2 separate regions of the Mus musculus genome follow, and region 2 is linked to region 1. A link is a loop called in an ENCODE intact Hi-C map of the cell type or tissue named here. Cell type or tissue: heart. All regions are shown on one strand.

Region 1 (8,000 bases):
GTCTCAGGGGACAGGGGACTGGTTCCAACCCATGACTTGGGAAAATGTACGGAAGGCAGAGACTACAGAGGACGAGCCTCCCCCAGAGAGGCCCCTGTGCTTTCTGTCCACAGCACCTACGGCAATCTGTAATTACAAGTGGATTCATATCTGTGTAGTGCTGGTCTGTCAGTTTTCCCCTCTAGATTAGGCCCTGTAAAGGCCAGACCTTCCTTTCCACAGCAGGGTGAACATGTATTAAGTCAGGTCCTAGTGATACAGACTCAGAAATCGGCTACTCAAGAGACTGAGGCAAGGCTGTCTGGACTACAGAGCTTGTTTAAGGACAGCCCTGACAACCCCATCTCATAAAGCAGACTGGAAAGGGACTGCAGCTCAGTGGTAGATCATTCACCTAGAAGACCCAAAGGCCTGGATTCAATCTCAACACTGTAAAACCAAGGCGGAAATGCTTTACGGCCAGCCAGCTACTAGAAACAGGATGTGAACTTTCTGGTAGGGCCCCATCGGGAATTGTTTGATCCACTTGTAACACAAGAACACAAAGTCCTCCTCTTTTCTTTCCTCATACCTCTGGCCAGAAAAATGCAGCCCTGTCTCGTGTGGAAGAAAAGAAAGCGCCAAGGACAGAGCTTTGAGGAAGGGCTTCTGTGCACATTAGACTCAGCTAGGTGCTCACCCATGAAAACCAACTTTTCTTTCTCTCCCCAGACCTTCACATATGTCCTTGATTTAACACCCAGGCCACCCCACTGCCATGCTGAGATCCCCAGGAATAGCAGTCTCCTCCCATCAGCTCCTCCCAGAGAGCAACTGTGAGTTTCAGTCTACTGGCACCCAAGAGGTCTGGCTCAGAGTCATCTGTGAGGGTGACATGCAAGGAAAACCAAGGGCCTTCATTTATTTATTTTTGCCTCACTTTGTCCCAAAGGGACTGGAAGCGTCTTAAAAAGATAACTTACAATATGATTTAGAGAGAGAGAGAGAGAGAGAGAGAGAGAGAGAGAGAGAGAGAGAGAGAGAGAGAGAGGAAAGGAAGGAAGGAAGGAAGGAAGGAAGGGAGGGAGGGAGGGAGGGAGGGAGGGAGGGAGGGAGGGAGGAAGGAAGGAAGGAAGGAAGGAAGGAAGGAAGGAAGGAAGGAAGGAAGGAAGGAAGGAAGGAAGGAAGGAGGAAGGAAGGAGGAAGGAAGGAAGGAAGGAAGGAAGGAAGGAAGGAAGGAAGGAAGGAAGGAGGAAAGATAGATAGATAGATAGATAGATAGATAGATAGATAGATAGATAGATAGATTGATTGATTGATTGATTGATTGATTGATTGTGAGGAAATGAACCGGGATGGGAAATAACAAAAATTCAAAAGTTGGGTTATTGCCCAAAAATATATCTCACCAACTGGCAGAGACACTCCCAAGGAATTCCAAACCCCACCCTGTGGGGGAGTGGAGTGGGGTGGGCAATACTCTCCTGAGGTTCAGGGGTACATGTCACCTGCCACCCAAGTCTCCCATTCCACTTTGGAGACTCAGGAGCAGTGTGCACAGCAGTCTCCAGGCTGCAAGCCTCTCTGATGTCCTGGTGTCAAATGGCTCTCAGCTGGGGAGAAGCAGGTGGCTGGAGTCCCCCACAGCCCCACCCCAGGAGAAGGGAAAAAGCAGGGTGGGGTGGGGGTGGGGTGTTTCCTTCCAAACCAGAGCACATTTTTGTGGCGTGATGGCCTCCTCAACCTCTGGGGAGGGCTCAAGGCTAATCCTTCCAAATCTAAAACTTATGTTTTTGTGTGTGCGTGTGTACAAATGTGTGAGCAGACGTGTACCACAGCATGCACATGGAAGTAAAAGGACAATTAGCAGAGTCAGTTTTCTAAGCTTGGTAGCAGGTGCCTCAGCTTTAGTGATTCACAGTTGTCACAAAGGAGTGGCTTTACTGGAATCCCCACAGCAATCCATACCCTAACGGCTAAGGTTACACTCAACTTTCTACCTCTGTACACTCTGGAAGGTTCCCTGCCCCAAACCAAGTTATCCTGGGCTGCCCATATCCATGCTCATCTTTCTGGAACAAATCTCTCAGCTTCTATTTAACATAGAAGCCTGCCTAGTTTCACCCTAGCTGAGCCAGGTCCAGCCTGGATCTCTCTCCCTTCATTTGCAGACTGGCTATTACGGTTTTGGTTCGGTTTGGTTCCACACTTTGCAGAGAACCCAATAATACCCAGAACACCAGCACACCCGTTTTCCTAGAAATTTATGATCAGGCATTCTTCATTCCTGTATCATCTGTTCCCAGTGTTCTGCATAATGGCAAATATTTACTGAGTGCACTTCCTGTGCTGAGCCCCTGACTGGGTCCCTTTCATAAACTCGCTCATTCACTCCTGGCTGTGGCCCAAGAAGGCAGTGCCTTTATTTTTTCTCCCATTCCATGGATCAGCATACTGAGTCTCAGTGAGGGCCAACTCCTTGTCCCAGGGGTACTTCTAGATACCACACCTATGTTTATTTCCTTTCAAAGCTCTTCACCACTACAGAGCACAGCAATGCCTCCCCTGCTTTCACCATCCATTACAAAACTCTCCTGGGTTCAACAGTTTGGTCACTGGGTTAGGTTCCCCTCCCCTAGGCATACATTTACCCCAAGGGCTGAACCAGTGCCATGACAGTACAGGAAATAACTGCAGGGGTCATGGCCTCACAAGGCCTGGGCTCCACTCTTACTCAAGACCCACAACTTCTCAGACGTCCAGTCTCCCATGTGCTGAGGGGAGCTAATCACCACCCTTCGGTGTCTCCTCAGGCACAGCTAGGATAACACTCAAATACAGGGCTTCCTAGACACAAAGAATTTTCAAGGAAGGGTGAGTTTCTTTACCCCCTCAGACAATCCCACATGGAACATAAATCCATCACTCAGTGCCACCTGAAGAGCAACAGACTCATCATGGAGGGCCTGGGATGTCCCCAGTGGGCCTTCCTTTGAAAGAGAGTCATCCCCCAGTTTTCCTGAGTGGTGAGGCTCTGGACAGTAAAAACGATTTTCTAATTAAGTGGTAAACATGCTATATTGACTTGAAGTGCAAAAGGGACTCAGGGGAGGAGGACAGTGGATTAGAGAGAGAGAGATGCAGCCCAAGGATTGGCTGGGCCTCAGGCCAGGTTGCCTCTAGTGGCCCTGAGTCTCCCCAACTCAATCCCCAGGGAACTGGGACTAGGTGACCTTTAAAAACACAGCCTTTGTCCTTTGTTTGCCAAGAGAGCCTTCCAGAGGCTTCGCTTCCAGTGGTTCTTAAAAATCCCACTTCTTCCCTTTGCTCCCAAGGCTGCTCACGTGAGCCACCGGGAACCTTCCTGGCACAGTTCTCAACACACTTGTCCTCCTTCTGCTTCTTCAACCAGCAAGTTCCATCCCGTCACAGGGATTCTCAATGCCCCTCTGCTGAGAATGACTGTACCCCAGAACTTCACAAAGCTCCTAAGGGAGCCTTCCTGTCCACTCACTCAGCACCAATTACCAGAAACCCCAAACACCATCTCTTACGTGGGCCATTTCTGTTTTCTTCATGGCCAAACACATGGCCTGAGGTTCTTATTACCTGCTGCTCCCTGCATGCCTTCCCTTTAACCTTCCACTAACACGTATGATCCACGGAAGCTAAAGTAGTGACTGTTAAATACCTCTGTGCTGACGCAGTGTAGAAGGTAGACTATAGATGCCTAATAAAAAGCTGTGGGGAGCACGCCACTGCACCCCTATTTATGACAGTCAAGAGAAGTACTCATCAATGGAAAAGCAGATGAAGAGAGTGTATGTGTACATATGTTTGCACATGTGCACACACACACACGTGGGGGCAGTAGTTAGTCATCCATTCTAAAAAAGGGAACTGCTGTCATTTGTGACAGATGGGTGAACCCAACCCTACAGGACGACTCTTATGTTCAGTGAACTAAGTCAGCTCCAATAAGTCAAATCCAACATGGTCACACCCGCACGTGGAATTGAAAGAAGTTGGGACAGAAAAAGAAGCTAGGCAAACAGCAGCTGTCAGGGGTGGGGGTGGGATGTCCAGGAAGGGAAAGAAGTCAGTCAAAGGGCATCAAGTTTCAGCCACAGTCAGGAAGACTCGGCAGCGATTCCTCAGCTAGCATGGTAGCAGCTACAGTTAACCAGAGCACATCACGTCACGCATATCACAACTGCCTACAGAGGGCATTGTAAAGTCACTCACTATGAAAGCATTAGAGGTGATGGGCACATAAACCACTGTGGATCATTCCACAGTACACACAATGCACATACAATCAGGTAAGAATGTAATAACAACTGTCAGTATTTACTATGGCTGTGCCATGGCTCACACAGGGGTCAGAGGACAACCTCGGGGAGTGAATTCTCTCCTTTCACCAAACAGGTTAAGAGAATTGAACTCAGACTGCCAGGCTTGGTAGCAGGCACCTTTATCCACTTGAGTCATCTCACAGGTATAAATAAGTACAAATAACACTTTTAAAAAACTAGGGCCTAATCCCAATCCAGCGTACCACTTATTAACTAGCTGCCGTTGCAAAAACTCTACTTTCAAACTTATTTTATTCTACACAAAATAAATTCTGTACTTAAAAAAAAAATTATACCACCCAAATAATTTGCTGAGAAAGGAGATAGGAAAACCCACCATTGTGACACAAAGCGACAAGTGTGCAGATGAATAGGATGCTGAAGAAGAGGTGGTGGCTAAGTGTGACTAGCTCTACAGATGGACGCTGGGGATGTCCACAGATGATGCTTGGTTGGGGGCAAGGGAAACCCAACCCATGCTGGCAAAGTCTATGAACCAGGCAGGGGTAGGCCACCATAGACAGTGGGAAAAACCACTGGCCTCAGAATTCATGTTCCCGGTTTACAAACCGGTTTCCCCATGATACTAGTTTCCACATGCTGTCCTGTGAGCACAGCGCCTGGTACCTTCAAACACTCCAACCCTGTTGTCTCGTTTTTTCTAGAATTAATGTCAGTGAACAATGTGTTTCTGGGATCGTATCCTTCTGAAGACTCCAGGAGAACCTTCATGGTGCCTCTCTCTTTCCTACTGTCTACTGCTGGTCAGCCCTCTGCGGTGAGCGGATCACTAGCAGGCTTCACAGAGCATTCCTGCCCACAGGAGGTCTCTCAGCCCAATTTCCATCCTCTGATAAAGCTACGAGTCACTGCGACAGGGCTTGCCCCAGCCCAGCACAACCTCACTAATTATATCTGCAAAGACCCTATGTCCTAACAAAGCTTCTTTCTGAAGTTCCAGGTGGACATGGACTGGGGGACGTGCCACCACTTCAGCCAGAACGCCACCAACTCAGCAGGCAACTTCACGGCAGTCACTTAACATGTCCAAGAAACCCTTCTGCTCAACATGGGCCCCAAATTCCTTCCCCTGGAGCAAGGCTTTAGCAGGCACTGACTCGGACGCCCCTCATATAAACGGGGGACTTCGGCCTGGGCTAAAAGTCCAGGAGCCTGGAGATTTGTAGTGTCAGGAAGCAGGGAAGAGAGGCTCATCCAGGGCAGTCAGAGCCTGAGGAGGCTGTGCTGTAGCAGGGGAGAGCATGGCAGGGGACGATGTAATGTGGTAAGGCAGAAGCCATTCGGCCCGGGTCAGGATGGGGTCAGCAGGCAGGAATGTGGAGAAGCGAACAACCGGAGGTGCTCAGTAGATAAAATCCTGCTCCAGAAATGAACCAGAAAGAGCTGTCAGGAACAGCGAGGTTCTCCCAGGCAGGAATGTGGGGTGGGAAGCCAGACAGTAGGCAATGAGGCCCATCTGAGGAGAGTAAAGAGTGACAAGCCTGAGCCATTTAAACACAAAAGCCTAGCAGTGGCAACATGGGGTGGGGGAAGAAGGCTACAGGCAGAGACTAGACTGAGTGGGGCAGCTGCAGCCTGAGAAGGAAGGGGCTCCAAGGGTAAATGTCTCTGGAAAAGGTGGCCAGAGTGGATGGAGCTCAAGACCCGTCCTGCTTGAGCAGTGTATTAAAGATTGAGGTATTTAAGGCCTGGACATGAACCTAGAACAATGTACTGGCCACAAATCCGAGACAAGCCACATTAGAAACAAAGCCTCCTACATGTGGAGGAGGCAGGCCACGTAGACCAAGAAACGGCAGCTCAAGACCCATCAAGGGACCACTAACCGGCCTGTGGTTCTTCTGGGCCTCACAAACCTTCCACATCCCAAATGAGAAAACTAAGCCCCCTTTTCCAAGGTTGAAAGTCTCTGGTTCCCGCTCACCAGAGTCACATTAAGTGCCTGGCGATTCAATAATTCAATTAAGAGAGCTCGATTTTTAACGTTTAACATTTAATGAAAGGGTTATGAAGTGCGACGCAACTCAGTGTGATTAATAGTTACAATTAAAGACTGAGCGGACTGAGGGGAAGAGTGTGGTACACAGGGGGTGCTCCGAGTGCTACCTAGGCGAGGGGGTGCCTTCTCTTTCTTCCTTGTTCAGCCTGGCCTGTACCAAGGGAGGGCTCCATGATTAGAATTAAATGGCAGGTTTTGCCCAGCTATACATGGACATTGCTGGAAGGCAAGAACATCTGGCCTTTGGTAGACATAGAGCCTAACCTGTGGTCTCACAGCTTTTCTGGCCCATTGAATCTTCCAGGGTGGGGTTAGGGAAGGAATGCCACCCTCAAAGCAGGGAGATGAGACAGTTGAGACTTGACAAGCCATTCTAAGGATGACAGGGGCTACTGATATCTCACTCAAGTCAAGAAGCCCCACCACCAACCCGAGACGACATGTGTCTCTGGCCTGCAGACACTCATGTGCAAGGCACATACAAAGACGTGCTACCAGGTCATGCTACAAGGTACCTGCCCTTCTACTCCTATGACCAACTTCACCTGTCCATTCAAAGGAAGATGCAGATAATGGCAAGGCTGAGACTCAAGGGAAGGGCCAGCCTCTCTGACTTGTTTAATGTCTGAGATTCTGACCCAGGATAGCCAAAGGTGTTCTGCTGAGATTTGTTCAACTTCAACCCCTTGGTGATGGCGCCTCGACTGGGCTCTCCATCTCCAGGAAATCAACTGGGGAGGGAGCGACCATCAGTTACCACTGAGGGTATCTGAGCCTAAAATAATGAACCTTTCTACTCCAAGACAGGATACATGGAGTTTCTGTTCATGCCTCCTGGAGATAACTTCTCCATGCTCCCGAAGTCATAATCAGGACCCAGTACAGGAAGAAGAGGTTGGCAGGGCAGCTGAGCCGGGTCTACAGAATGTGCCCCCCTCTTTCTTTCTTTTATCATTAAACCCAACAACAGCAGCCTGGCCCCACTTTCTTTGCTTTTGTAGCGTGGCTCGGCCACCCTTTGAGGAGCGGGTGGGCTAAGGCTCCATGAGCTCAGAGAACATAGAGAGTACTTGCCCTGCTGAGGGTGGTACTGGAGTCTCTTGGGCAGAAGAGGGTGATAAACATGAGAACCAACTAATGAAATAAATCCAGTGAGGGCAAAGGCATTGCCGTTGGAGTAGGTGTGTCAAGTGAAGCCTTATGAGTGAGAAACCAAACACACGGGCACCATCCTGGATTACCAGCATAATTTGGCCCCAATATGCCAGAGAGTCAAGCACCATGATAGTTTTAATTACCAACCTGATACAATATAAAATTACCAGGGAAGAGAGTTTTAAAGAATTGTTTAGATCAAACTGATCTTTGATCATGTCTGTTAAGTGATTGTCTTGATGAGTTTTTTAAAAATATTTATTTATTTATCTATTTGTTTATTTAATGTATGTGAGTGCCCCATCCCTTTCTTTAGACACACCAGAAGAGGGCATCAGATCCCATTACAAATGCTTGTGACCCACCATATGGTTGCTGGGAACTGAACTCAGGACCTCTGAAAGAGCAGTCAGCACTCAGTCAACTGCTAAGCCATTTCTCTAGCCCTATCTTGATGGTTTTAATGGAGATGGGAAAACCTACCCACTGTG
Region 2 (8,000 bases), 60 kb after region 1:
TAGCCCTGGCTGTCCTGGAACTCACTCTGTAGACCAGGCTGGCCTTGAACACAGAAATTCTCCTGCCTCTGCCTCCCCAAGTGCTGGGATTAAAGGTGTGCGCCACCAATGCCCGGCAGGATGTTTAGATTTTTAAAATATCACATATTAGTGGTCATATAATTCTATTACCCACTCATACTGCATGTACACACATACATAAAAGCATCTCTAATATATTCACAGTGGCCAGCATGGTGGCTGAGGCAGGAGAATTACTTCAAATTCAAGGCCAGCCTGACCTACTTAGTGAGATTCACAGCAGCCAGGGTAACATAGTAAGACCTGTCTCAAAAACAAATGAACAAATTAGCCATAGTCTTCAACCCCAGTCATGTCACCTGATATACATACTATAAAAGGTGACAGGTATGTGAGTATATTGATATACCAGTGTTATTTGTAAGAAACTGTTAACAAGTTAACCATTCAGTAACAGGAGTTGACCCCACCAAGTATAATCAAGTATAATTCTAAATTGCTATACCATTGAGACAGTAAAAACTTTGTCTTTAGAAAATGGTGAATGGGGCTGGAGGAATGACTCAGCGGTTAAGAGCACTGACTGCTCTTCCAGAGGTCATGAGTTCAATTCCCAGCAACCACATGGTGGCTCACAATAATCTCTAATGGGATCTGATGCCTTCTTCTGGTGTGTCTGAAGACAGATATAGTGTACTCATATAAATAAAATAAATCTGAAAGAAAGAAAGAAGGAAGGAAGGAAGGAAGGAAGGAAGGAAGGAAGGAAGGAAGGAAGGAAGGAAGGAAGGAAGGAAGGGAAGAAAGAAAATGGTGAATGATATGCAGAAAGGTTCATGATACAGTTATGAAAACAAACCAGCAAATGACGTGTGACCAAGCATGAATGCATGTACAGATACACATATATCCATTTCTTTTTTTTGTCTTGACAAAAAGAAAGAAAATGCATAAAAGCCTTAAGAATGGTCGTGTAGAAATGGTAAATGGAGGGACTAAGGGCATTTTACTTTTAATACTGATGGCTTCTCAAAGTTTCCCACATGTTTCTGTAATTGGGAAGAGGGCAGGAGCAGTAGTCAATGTTCTAAGTAAACAAGCCGTAGGAGGCTCTCTGCTCTGTAAATGTCGAGACTGGATTCGAGCATGTTCTCCCCCTCGTCGATGGAACTTGTAATGTGACCCCATCCGCCGTAGGAATGAAGCAGACATTACGCACTTAGCGCATTTGTAGGCACGAGTGGTGCGTTAAGCTGTTTTTTAATTAATTAATTTGAGTCATGAGCATTTGAAAGTGACTATTTTATGGAGCTGAAATTTACATTTATCTCCCATTTTAAAGCCCATTTAGCAAATTAAGAAAGGAAACGGCAACACTCGGGGAAGTTACCGAGCCTACCCGCGTGCATCGTGTGAGAGCAGCTCCGTTGTGGCGCACTCGAACAGGGCTGTTCTGCAAGACCTCTAGAAAATAGCAAGCGCTGTACAAAAGCCTCTGTGAAATACTGTTTTCATCAACAGCCTGGCTGCCTGTGTCTCCATTGTGAGACATCACTGAGGCCCAGACAGCTCAGTGATCAAGAGCTCTGCCAGAGGTCCCAAGTTCAACTCCCAGCAACCACATGGTAGCTCACAACCATCTTTAATGGGATCCGATGTCCTCTTCTGATGTGTCTAAAGACAGCTACAGTGTACTCATATACATAAATAAATCTTTAAAACAAAAACCTGTGTTAAAACCCCTCATAAGCATGGAGAGGGTACTCAACCATCACCCAGTGTTATAGGGGTCTCAAATCAGAGCAGGTGGTCAGGGGAGACTTCTGAGAACCCACGCCTAGACCTTGATCTCAGAAAGAGGAAAAAAAAATACACTAAAGAGCAACCAACACACTAAAGAGCAACCAAGACAGGGGCCGGGGCCAGGGCCAGAGCTGGGGCCAGGATTGGGGGCGGGGGGGGGGGGGTGGTCATCACTGCAAACCGAAAGCATTCATCAGAGCCCTTTCTCCCACTGGAATGCTGGGATACTAAGACCGGTCGTTCTTTCAACAGGAAAGAAAAGCGTAGGCCAACTCTTGCTGGCTCGCTCTGCTCCTTCGGCACAGTTTACTGAAGCGTGTGAGGCTCTGCCTAACATTTAGGATATTTTGATTTAAAATGCAAACAGCAACACTGATAAAGATCGTGGCGCCAAAGCGGGCCCTCGAAGGAAAGGGCACACTAACTCCCCTCCTTCTAACCCTGGATCTCACAGCTACCTAAGCTGACGGCTTGAAATTAACTCATTCAGTTAATAATTCAAAGCCATGGGCTGGACAAGTTTTAACGCCTCAATGTTGGTTTATAATTAACCCAGACCGTGGTGTTCTTAGGTGTTTGATTTTTAATTAGTCTATTGATTAATCAGTCTGGTTAACAATTATTTATTTCTGGGGCCCTTTACTGTCTTCTATTCTTGTTAAGGGAGGGTGAGGGTTACCCTGGCTCCTTTCTCCTCTGAACCCCTCCAGATCACAGTCCCATCATTCTCTAGGGACACTGTAGATACAGTATTGAGACCAGAAAGGAAGCCTGCCCAGCCTGACACAAATGAAGGTACCCCCCCTTTTGTTCATCTGTTATCCTTGGTATCAGATTCTGCTCGCAGGAGCACATGAAATGAAGGAACTCACAGAATGGCACCCTACCCAGGCACAGGCTGGGCCCTCTCATCCCTTCCTTCCCAGTTCAGAGCTAATTGACATCTTGTGTGAGCATTGCATCATGTCCCTTTGCAAAGCCAGAAGCAACTGAGAAGGTGCTACACGCCCCTGCCCCCCCCCCATCTCTCGGGGGACTAACCCAAAACAAATTACTCAGTAATGGGAGGGCCCCTCTCTCTGGCAGAGGCCCACATGTCTGTCTGTTCAGCAGTTTCTTGCCTGCTCTATTTGTAGGGGTTGCAGGGGATCAGAGAGGTCACCACCTCTCTCAGGGTTACAGTGCTCTGTAGCACACAGCTGCTCAGAACCCACACTCCTCCCCGTGACAGAGGAGGAAGCACAGTTAACAACAAGGCTGGTGACTGATGCCCGTTGACGTTCTGGGGTGTCCTCCCTCGACGATCACAAAAAATTAACCCAAGACACCAGCACCAACACCAACAGTCCACCAGGGGATCGAAGCAGGTCCTACCTAGGACAAGTTTTCTCAGCATTCAGCACTATGTCACCAAATGACCAGGAGGCAGCCCAAGATGGAAATCCTTGGTAGAGATTTCCTTTGGAAAATTCCACTGTATATCCATGAAAGACCGATCTTAGAATTCTTATGGAAAAAAAAATTATCTTTACAGATCCCATGCAAGGGTGTCATGGATAACCAGGGGTCCTGGACCACAAAGCAACTCCTCTGGAAGATTCATGTATAGGACAACTCTGGGCTGCAGGAGCCCCTAGGACCTGGGTGAGCTGCTTTAACTTCTTCCTCTCTAAACTCAGCTAAAGACCCGGAACCCTACAGAACCCAGTGTGGATGCCCATCATTGGATGATTGCATCTGCTGCTGGCACCAATCACAGAGCTGCCCAGGCCTACAGGGTACCACACAGTTGGCGGAAGTGCAGGGACCCATGTGCCCAGGCCATGCCACAGACAACCGCAACTGCATCCTTCAATGAAGCTCCAGGTAAAAGCAACTGGGCGTGAGAGGGATGGCAATGTGTGTGCAAGGCTTCTCCCTGGTGCCTTTCAGGTTGGGATTTAGCATCTTCGGGCAGCTACCCACAGGTCCCTTTAACAAGCCTCGGGGGGGGGGGGGGGGACTGGGAGCCACACTGTTCCTAGCCTACAGGAATAGCCTCAGGGCAGCAGCAGGAAGGGCTGTTCCCGTTCAGGAAGCTGTGTCCTTTCTGAAGACCTAGAACCCTGGCCAGGATGGGAGCCTCAGAGTCCACTTGAAATACCCTGGGAAAACACCCCTCCCCAAACTACATCTGTACTCCTCCTCCATCCAACACAGCCTTCGAGTAATCCCCACCACCTGCCGGTTTCTCATTTTCTCTCTTGCAACAACTTAAAATTTAAAAGAAAAAAAAATTTAATCACAATTCAGGAAAACACACCCACGCATCTTGCTCACTAAGCGTGAAAGCCACCACTCCCTCGCTCAACTCAGCCCCTGCTCCACTTCAGAGAGTGGAGGAGAGAGAAATGTCATTTGACACCACAAACGCTGCCTCCTTCTCAACCTGGAGGCCCCACCTGCCGGCATGTTTGCAAGGCTAATTCCAATCTCACTATTTGAATACACTTGCAAGCTGGGAAAACAAGCCAATAGTTCAGAGGATCCAAGGCAAACTCCGTCTGACAGCCCTAGCCCCGACGGCTGCCAAGACTGATTGACTGGCTGGTTATATTTAGAGGTGGAGGAGGAGGGGACATCAAACAGTGTAGGGCCTCCCGAACTCAAGAATGCTGTGTTGAGAACGACAGACTAGCAAATAAACAGCCGACAGCCATTCGGCTACATCATCTGGCATCCGCAAGGCACAGGCTCGCCTCCATAAACTACAGGGAATTTCAAAAGCCACCCACACCATGGCAAAAAAGAAACAACAGGCAATTAGGCCAGGTTCTGCCACAGCATCCTCACAGTTCCTCTTTGGCAGCAAGTAAACAAATAGATATGATCTAATCCTTGCTCCCCATCACCTCCGTATTCTTGCTCTGAGACAGCATGATATGGAGCAAAGACCAAGCCAAGGTTCCATGGTACAAAGAAAACCTTCTGTTTTAAACTTGGCCCTACCAGGATACACTAACATACTCCCTTAATCTCATCCTTCCAGAGGCTAAGGCAGGAGGGTCACAAGTTCAAAGCCAGCCTGGAATAAATATAGAGAGACCTTATCTCAAAACAATAATTATTGTTGTTATTATTATTGTTAATTAGGGCAGGGAGAAGAACTTAGTTGGTAAAGTACTTGTCTTACAAGCACAAGAATTCTATCCTCAAAACCTGTGGGGTTTTTTTTAATTGTTGTCATTTAGCTTTTTATTTTATTTATTTGCTTTTTTTTTTTTTAAGTTAGGAGTGATGGCTCATGACTGTAATCCCAGAATTGGAAGGCAGAGGTGGGTGGATCCCTGGAGCTCAGACACTCTGGCTAGTTCCAAACCAGTAAGTGACCCTGCCTCAATAAAAAGGTGAAGAGTGTCTAAGCAAACACACCCTCGGGCTTCCACACACGGACAAACACGCGTGTACCCAACACACATATAAGCACCAATGGAGGTACAACACCTAACAGGTCCTATGCTATTAACTATTACATGGAGAGGTAGAGTGAGCTAAGTTTTATTTCTCCTCTCCTCTAAAAGACAGAAACAGCAACTGAGTCTAAACAGAGATCGGGATTGTTATTTACAACCCCCAACAGCATGCTTTATAGCATCCTAACGGCTGCTGCACATACGTGATCCCTTCATAGGACAGTGAGGAACGGAGAGGAGTCAGAGAGACTCCAGAATAAAACTGGAAGCCATCAGAACCACAGGCCTGACTCTAAGGTCAGTCAGGATAGATAGTATCCATCACAGGGAGAGTCTCTTCACTCAGTCAGCATCTGAGACGCTTCAACGCGCCAGGCACACAGTACACAGGGGGCTGTGACATGGCTGGGCCACAGTTCAGTAGCAGAGGCCTAGTCTTGCGTGTGCAGAACCCTGGGTTTTATCTTCAACATCAGGGAAGAAAAAGGATTCGGATACATATACAGGAATAAAGCAAAGAAACAAGAGAGGATAAGAAGCTCCCAACACCAGAGGAGCAAGAAGTGCTCAAAAGAATGCAATCTGCTAGGATGACATTGCAGCTTTCTCCCCCTGCCCTGCCCTTGACTCTCCTAGACTTTGAGCCTGCCAACAGGTGCTGCTGTCCTAGAGAGGCTCCTCCACATTCATGCTGAGGTATGCCTTCCTGTTGCACTCACAGATGCGACTGGGTCTGGCTTTGAGACCACCCCACTCTCCCTCTAGAACAGCAGTTTTCAACCCATGGGTCATGATCACGGCTTTGGAGATAAAGTAATTCTTTCACCTAAGACCACTGGAAAACAAAATTCATAACAGTAGCAAATTTACAGTTATGATGTAGCAACAAAAATAATTTATGTGGGGGTGGTGTCACCACAACACTGGGAACTGTATTAAAAAGTTGCAGCGGTAGGAAGGTTGTGAACCAGTGTCCCAGAGTACCTGTGCCAGGAGGTACCACCCGGGTACCTACCTGTGGCATCTGTGATATCTGTCCCCATAGTCCCGGTGCTCCATGTGACTTCCCCTCCCCCTTTCCAAGGTCCCCTGAGCATCCCAAGAGCACAGTAAGTGTCCACGGACACTAGCTAAGATGAATGAATACCCACAGTTCACAGACTATGCCCCGAGGGAACTCCCCAGAACCGCATGCCTCAGTTTCCCCATCTGCTGACCTTCAAGGGTGTGTTTGTGTATGTGCCCTTGAGTCTCAATAGAGGATTGGTATCTCTGAATATAACCGGATCCTTGCAAACAGCAAATGTTTTCTGTTAAAATGAAAAGTCAGTTCTCTGGATATCAACTGCTGACAGACAGGAAGTGCTACAAGGCCTGAAAAACAGACGGGCTCTGGGCTGGATTTTTGTAAACTGTTTTTGTTTTAATAAACTGAGGCTTTTGTTTTGTACCAAAAAAAAAAAAAAAAAAAAAAAATCTAGTGCTCTGACGGATGAAAGCCAACAATGCTAAAAAAAGAACGGGTGGGGGATTGGGTGGGGGTGTTGGGAGGTGGGGACGACAATGGAGGGACAGAGGAGGAGCTGTGGAAGATAAATGGCCTAGGCAGATCTGAGCAACAGATCCAGGTTGACAGAACACAAAGCACATACAGGACCCAAGTGTCCCCACTGTTCGGTTGTTAGCACAAGACCACCCCAAGTGGGGGCTCCGGGCTTGAAGGACGGAGGGGGGTGTGGCACTCAAATCCAAGGACCCAGCAGATGCTGGCTTTTTAGGGGCTGACGAGGGGAACTTCATGGTTTCAGTTATTTGGGTTTTTTTTTCCCCCTTGTGGCCTGGAGGATAGAGAGGGGAAGGGGGCTTCACAGAAGTGGCGGTCAGCGCACGGGTGGGAAACTGGGCTTAAATGCAAAGCCATTAGAGAAGCCTAACTTTTAATTTATCAATTAGACACCATCTGTGGATTGTGCTCCTTGGAATAACTGTTGAATCTGACAACGCACTGCGGCTTCACGAAGTTTCTGCTGTCCTTGATGCTGTTTAATTAAATTTCTGCACTTAACTCTGATTGCACCACGGCAAGCCTGATGTCTTCCTTCCCCACATTGGGTCCCTCGGCCACCTGCTGTGGCGGAGCCAAGCCTGTTTCCAGAGCAGGGGGAAATATGTATTTTCCTTGATTTTTTGTTTTGTCTTTTTTTTTTCTTTTTTAAAAGCCTTGTCTTTTCTGAACCTTCACCCGAAGGACTCAGTTCCTCTGCTGTAGGAATGGGCACTGTCTCTGGACTCAGTCAGCCCAACCTTAGGCCTACCTGTACCACCTCCGTGAGATCTTTCTGTTCTTTTTATTATGTCTCACTGAGTTAACAAAATTCAGTCTCAGTTAGCAAGTGCAGGGAGAGGTGACTTAAAATAGAACCAAATAAATGAGCATATAAGCCAACAGAAGGCAAGCGTCAAGTGGCCTCTGCTCCTGACCCTGGAAAGGGAACTGCAGATCAGCACCAGGTGGGGGAGCCTCCAGGCCCCGCCCACGGTGCAGGGTCCAGCTTTAGGTACAGCCAAGACCTACCCAGGACTCTCCTGTAGCCTTCGCTTATAATGTTTTTGGTGACAAAATAATATAACAGCGGACCACTCTCTCACTTCCTGTCTCCACAGACCCAAGTTTCCTTTAGAAATCTGATAGGAGGGCAACCATACAATCTTGGTTCCTTGTAC

Evidence for each region. A loop is a pair of places that touch in the nucleus more often than their neighbours do. Peaks named below come from ENCODE experiments on the same cell type or tissue, not always from the same donor. Only the 100,000 strongest peaks of a DNase experiment are listed, where the experiment ranks them.
Region 2: it touches region 1 in a loop (2.2-fold over the local background); 13 of 42 quality-filtered maps call a loop at or near these places.

Annotation. Positions count from the first base shown.
Region 1 is chr11:88,555,684-88,563,683 of GRCm38, forward strand. All of the region lies in intron 6 of Msi2 (musashi RNA-binding protein 2), which reads right to left. Among named protein-coding and RNA genes, the nearest start is that of 0610039H22Rik, 60 kb to the right of the region's middle. In heart, a CTCF peak has its summit at 3,862; DNase peaks (open chromatin) are centred at 478, 1,578, 2,558, 3,168 and 2 weaker places; H3K4me3 peaks cover 1,048 bases; H3K27ac peaks cover 7,131 bases.
Region 2 is chr11:88,616,081-88,624,080 of GRCm38, forward strand. The region is part of intron 5 of Msi2 (musashi RNA-binding protein 2); the gene reads right to left. It overlaps 0610039H22Rik (RIKEN cDNA 0610039H22 gene), which reads left to right and starts at 3,171. Exons shown (of 3, transcript NR_131025.1): 1 at 3,171-3,690; 2 at 5,092-5,184; 3 at 7,230-7,346. In heart, CTCF peaks have their summits at 3,181 and 4,253; DNase peaks (open chromatin) are centred at 2,881, 3,631, 3,891, 4,341 and 2 weaker places; H3K4me3 peaks cover 773 bases; H3K27ac peaks cover 5,492 bases.